2 separate regions of the Homo sapiens genome follow, and region 2 is linked to region 1. The links are chromatin loops, found by intact Hi-C in ENCODE. Cell type or tissue: pancreas. All regions are shown on one strand. Links, peaks and the distances in the headings refer to the core of each region. The heading gives the core; the rest is flanking DNA.

Region 1 (2,899 bases), core at 145-2,644:
AGCTTCTGCTCTGGGGCCTTCCTTGGGATGTCATAATGATCCATATTCTGTAACACATCAACGCTGGAAGTCTAGCTGCCCTTGGCCAGCGCAGATGCTGGGGAGTGGAGGCAGGGGAGAGAGGGAAGCATTGGGACCCCCCAATGGTCCCAATTCATACAGGCCTCTGGGCCCCATCAGATGAGCAGGTGATGGTACCAGGGCAGTGAGGCACCAAGGCATCTCTGGAATAGTGAGTACCCCCATGGTACTGGGGATCACAGTGGTAATTGGGGAGCAGCACCTTGAGTTGGGCAGTTTCCAGGGACCTCAGACAAACCTCTGTAGGCTCAGCACCTTCTTCTCTATGGTGGTCAGGCTGGAACGGAGACTCGGTGGAAGGTTCATCTATACCTGCCATTGGCCACTTTCCTATGATGGGGCAGGGCTCCTGGGCCTGACAGGGCAGGAGGACTTCCGGCCCCACACCCCATCCTTGCTCTAATGCTGGCATCCAGTCTCTGACTGTGGATCTGGCTGGGTTGTGGGGTGGGGCTGGAAGGGCTCCAAGATGAGCCAGGCGTGCTGACCCCCTTGGAGGAAGGCGCTGCAGAGGCCAGCAGGGGCACGCAGCACACCAGCTGGGAAGGAGACAGGAGCCCAGAGGGGCAGGGGCCCTGTCACGTCCATTTACACTCCATGTGCTGGAACTCGGCCCTCTAGGGAAGAGGAATGTGATGCCAGAGAGGCTGGGGGACATCTGTCTCCCCAGTTCAGGCCAAGACACACTCACTCATTGCTTGAAGCCCCATGGCCCTGTTCCTCCTGGGTCTCTAGACCCAATGGTTCCCTGTGTCCTCTCCCTCTGCCTGGCTGCTTGGCCATAGAGGCCATCTGCAAGCTTCCTGTTGGGCTCGGCCTGGGCAGTGCTGTATTTGTGTCTCTCCTGCCTGTCTCTGAACCAGCCTGCCTTCCCCCACCTCTGTCGCTGCCTTTCCCTCTGTTTCTCAGCCTTCATCCCTGCCTCTCTGTCCCTGCCCTCATCCTCCCCTCTCTTCTCTCTTCCCCTCCCCTTTCCTTTCTCCCTCCTTTTCTAATCTTGTCTCTCTCTGAACCTGAAGTGCTTTGGCATTAAATCCCATTCCCCATCCTCTCTTTAGATCCTCCCTGTGCCTCGGAAGGGTGGTAAATAAAGCGAGAGAGAGGCCGGGGAGCCAAGAGCCTTAAATGCTCCTCTCTGCACTGCCTGCAGCCCTTGTCTCCTGATGGGGACGTCACAGCCCCAGAGAAAAAGGGGGCTCCTGGGCCTCATGCCATCGTGTGCACAGGCACACACATGCACACACACGCCATGCTTTTGTGAGGAGGGGGAGGAGGCCTTCAAGTGGGAAAGAAAAGAAATCAAAGCACTCCCGGTGCTTCGTTTACATCAGGCTCTAAGTAGGTGGAGGGGAAGCAGAGGAGGGAGGAGCTGGGGGCAATAGGTCACACACGTGGCAGGAGGACTCAGCAGGGCAGGCACCTCGAGAGATCAGCCCCCAAGCTCCTGATCCTGAGGCTGTCAGCCTGAGATGGAGGGGTTGGGACCAGCCAGGCTGACCTGAGCACTGCCCGCGCCAGCCCCCAGACCCCTTAGCTGAGAGCTCAGAACCCTTCAGAACAGGCCCTGCCTTCCTCATCACTCCTGCCGTCCCCAGCCTGTATGCATGCCCCGTCTATGCGCCTGTCTTTTTATTGCACCTCACTGACATAGGATGCAGAGTTTCTAAAAACCCAAAATACACAAATAAACCTCCCCCGACCAAACACACACAGCTTGGGAGTCGGACAGCCAGGTTGGACCTGGGATGGGCTGCCATAAGCATACCTGGGCAGCCCGGTGGACAGCTCCACTCCCCTCTTTGTTTCTGGCCACCCAGCCATCTTCCCTTTGGGAAGTCAGCTCTCTGGCTGTCCCTTTTCCCATCCTGTCCTAGCCTTTTCTCAGCTGTGTTGGCCCTACTTTCCTGTTCCAGGGAGCAGGGGAGGTGCTTGACCCAGCCTGGCCAATGAGAGCTTTCATCGCCTGGACATGCAGATTGGTCCAGAGTCAGGGAAGTCAGCTTTAGAACATTTGCTGGGAATTTGGGGAAGGGGCTCTCTTTCCCCTGGCATTGCTAAACTGGTGGAAATATACCTGAAGCTGCTTTTTCACCACTCAGGAATACTCTTCCTGAGAATAAAGCCAGCACAGGACAGCAGGGCGAAGCAATAGAGAAAACAGATACTCAGTAACCTTGATCGAATGAATGCCTGGATACAACCATGTCTGAAACAATAAAACCATATTGTTTTCCTGGACTGCTCACTTATGAGAGCCAATTACTTTTTTCTTCTTGCTGAAGCCAGTTTGACTTGGGTTTCTGTCTCTTGCAAAGTAAGGGGTTAACTAATATAGAGAGGCAACTAAATTTCTTTGAACTTGAGTTTTCTCATCTGTAAAATTATCTCCCTTATGAATTCTAAAAGGACCGACTGAAGGCACTGAAGGATGCCTCGCAGGCCTGCTGTAAGGAGCACAGATTACTTTTGTGCAAAGCCTTTGGCCATTTCTATCTCACATGATCCTTTCACGAACTCTGGTAAGGTCTTAGGACTGTGATCATGCTGTCCCACTTTCAGAGGAAGAACCTCGGGGTCAGGATTGTTATAGGTGCCAGGGAACTTCTGTTAACCCCCAGATCCATGGCCATCCTCTGTCCCTGGTCTCTGCCCCAGGGAGCTGATCTGCTAGGACTGAGTCCACCAGACCCTGTGTCTCTGGATTCCCACTGGGTTCTGCCAATGGGAAGCCCCAGCAGGGGATCCAAAGGTTGGAGGAGAAGTCAAAGCATTTCTTCCCCCATATCCCTCTCCTGTGGTCACCTCAGGCTGGCCAGGT
Region 2 (2,899 bases), core at 311-2,810, 56 kb before region 1:
CTTGAGCCTTCAGGACAGGTTCAGGACCCTGTCTCCTACCTGGCTGGGCCAGAAATGAGGAACATGTTGCAAGCCTTCCTCCACCTGACTTGCCAAGTCCATACAGGCTGGGGCCTTAGATCCAACAACTTAGAAAGGTAATGAGGGCAGCTTCCTTCAAAGGGCCATGTTCAGTGGGGAGGTTGCCTGATGATGAATGGAGAAGTGGAGTGATGGCCCCTTAATCTACTTCTGATGCTGCTGCTTCACTCTGGTTTCATCATTATTTTGTGGCTTAGTTTCTCTATCTGCAAAATGGGAATAGTAACACCAAACTTATAGTGCTACTGTGAGGTGTGTAAAGTCCACGGCACAATGCCTGGTACAATGCTGGGCCCCACAGGGTCAGGCCCTGTTGCCTGCCTGGGCAGCTTCTGGAGGAATGCCTCGGCTGCCAGGGCTGGAGGGGTGGTGTGGCAAGAGATGCCTCCCCAGCCTCCTGGGTGTGCCAGCTCTGGCTGGGAGGGAGGGGCAGGGAGGGGACATCTGTTTGACACTCTTATCAGCATCCATTACCTGGTGTGTATTTTCCCAGGAGCTGATTACATTACAGCATGTGTTGATAAACATTTGGAGTCGGAGTACAGAGGAAACTGAGCAGAATGTTAAGCGGGTGGTGCTTTGGTCAGGAGATGCAGAGAAAGGGCTGGCTGTGATGAGCTGGGAGTGGTGATGAGGGCCCCAATCTGGAGGCTTCTTCACCTGCCCAGCCCCTTTCTCTTTCTGATCTCCCTCCACCCTACTGCTCTGGCCCTAGCAGGGCATCCAGACGTGGTCCTAGAGGCAGGCTGTTATAGCAGAAGAGGTATGGGACTTGGGCCTGAGGCGGTTATGGGGTCCAGTCCCAGCTCTGTCATAAACTGGCTCTTGGCACTCTGGGCCAGTCTCTTACTTCCCTGGGCCTCAATGTCCTGCTCTGTAAAGTAGGCTTAACATCCGCTCCACAGGGTGGACCGAAGATTAAAGGAGTAACCATGCACCATGCCCCGCACATAGAATTAAGCGCTTTGTCTCCAGGCTCTTTTCCTGTGGTCCCCAGTTTACCCCCGAAAAATGGTCAGTCTTGCCTTGACTGTGCCTCAGATGTTAGACTACTGCTTTTATTTCAATTTTGAACTAAGAGGAAGTGATTTATGTTCTTCATAAGGCAAACACCCCTACTTCCAACCCTAGTTAGGGCTGGAGCAGGTAACCCAGGGCGAGGGTTGACTCTTCTCCCCTTTTTCTACACCTGTGCACGTGCAAGACAGCTGTAGCTAGGGAATTATTTGTGTAGTTATCTGCCTGATGTCTTTCCCCCACTAGTCCATAAACTCCCTGAGGACAGGTCACAATTGAGTGTCTGAAGTCCAGCCCAGGGCCTGGCACTGGCGGGAATGAATGACTCTCCCCCATCTGATTGGTCTGGCGCAGAATGGTCAAGATAACCCATCTCGGGGTTCTGTGCTGTCGAATTCCACGGTTGTTTCTGAACTTAGCGCACCGGGTATACCTCTCGCTTGGCCTTTGCCATAGATGACCTTGGATTCACTTTTCCTGTGGGGTATCTCTCTAGTCTCTCTGAGGTTTGGGCATTTAGACCTTCAAGAGAAGGATGTGCACCTGTCCCTCTGTCCGACTGTCCAATTTAGTGGGCATGGACAAATGCACGAATGAATGAGACTGCGGGAATGCTGCCCCCACCTCCTCTCCGCCTCCCCACCTCGCCTCCAGGTACCCTGGGCGCCTGGGACCCTGCGGGGCCTCCTGGAGGCGGGACGGGCACGGCGCCACCTAGCGGTCGTGGGCCGCGGAGAGAGCGTCCCTGTCCTTCCCCGTGTGGGACCTGCAACCGCCCCATAGCGCAGAGTCCGGGAGGCTCCAGCCACCGCCTCTGTCGGCCCCATTCTCTAGGTCCACAGAGGGTAGAGACACTCGGGGGAACGTACTTTTACTGGGGTACGGGGAGCCCTGCCCCACGGCTGTCAGCTCGGGTCGGGCGCGCCGGGTGCCCAGGAGGCAGCCTCCCACCCTCCCCCGCACACGTCGTTCCAGTCCCTCCGCCACAAAGAGACCATTGATTGGGAAGAGCGGCCGGGTTGTGGTAGGAAGGCTGGTGGGGACACGCACGCACACACACGCGCGCACACAGAGGCATACACACACACAGAGGCACACACGCACACACAGAGGCACACGCACACACAGGCACACACACACAGAGGCACACACAGGCACACACACACAGAGGCACACACACACACAGAGGCACACACAGGCATACACACACAGAGGCATACAGGCACACACACCCAGAGGCACACACATGCGCACACACAGAGGTGCACACACCCAGAAGCACAAGCACACATATACAGAGGCACACACACACAGAGGCACACACACGCACAGAGGCACACACAGAGGCGCACACACACACACAGAGGCACACACAGGCACACGCGCACACACACACAGAGGCACACACACATGCACACGCGCACACACACACAGAGGCACACACAGGCACACGCGCACACACAGGTACACACAGAGGTACACGCACACATATACAGAGGCACGCGCACACGCACATGCACACACAGAGGCACACACAGGTACACCCCGCCTCCTGCCGCGCCTGACACTCCGCAGGGCCCGGGGGTGGGTGGGCAGGGGTGCGAGGGGGCGTGGGGCTGGGCGCGCCGGCCTGGGGGGAAAGCCCCGCCTCCCGGATGTCGTCTCTTCGCCCCCTACTAGCTCTTGTCTCCTCCCCAACCCCTCGCCCCACCCCCTGCCTAATTTTTGCCAGTGGATCATCGGCCTTTGGATGAATCCGCAGCAAATGGCTCATTCGGGGCGGGCCCGCCTCCCCATCCCC

The links. Peaks named below come from ENCODE experiments on the same cell type or tissue, not always from the same donor. Only the 100,000 strongest peaks of a DNase experiment are listed, where the experiment ranks them.
Region 2: it touches region 1 in a loop (4-fold over the local background); 1 of 110 quality-filtered maps calls a loop at or near these places.

Annotation. Positions count from the first base shown.
Region 1 is chr11:119,795,985-119,798,883 of GRCh38, forward strand. No RefSeq gene overlaps it. Among named protein-coding and RNA genes, the nearest start is that of NECTIN1-DT, 68 kb to the left of the region's middle. RefSeq lists an enhancer at 1-278. In pancreas, for the core only: no CTCF peak of the experiment used is centred there; no DNase peak of the experiment used is centred there.
Region 2 is chr11:119,739,652-119,742,550 of GRCh38, forward strand. No RefSeq gene overlaps it. Among named protein-coding and RNA genes, the nearest start is that of NECTIN1-DT, 12 kb to the left of the region's middle. In pancreas, for the core only: a CTCF peak has its summit at 1,843 (motif pointing left); DNase peaks (open chromatin) are centred at 450 and 1,853; H3K27ac peaks cover 570 bases.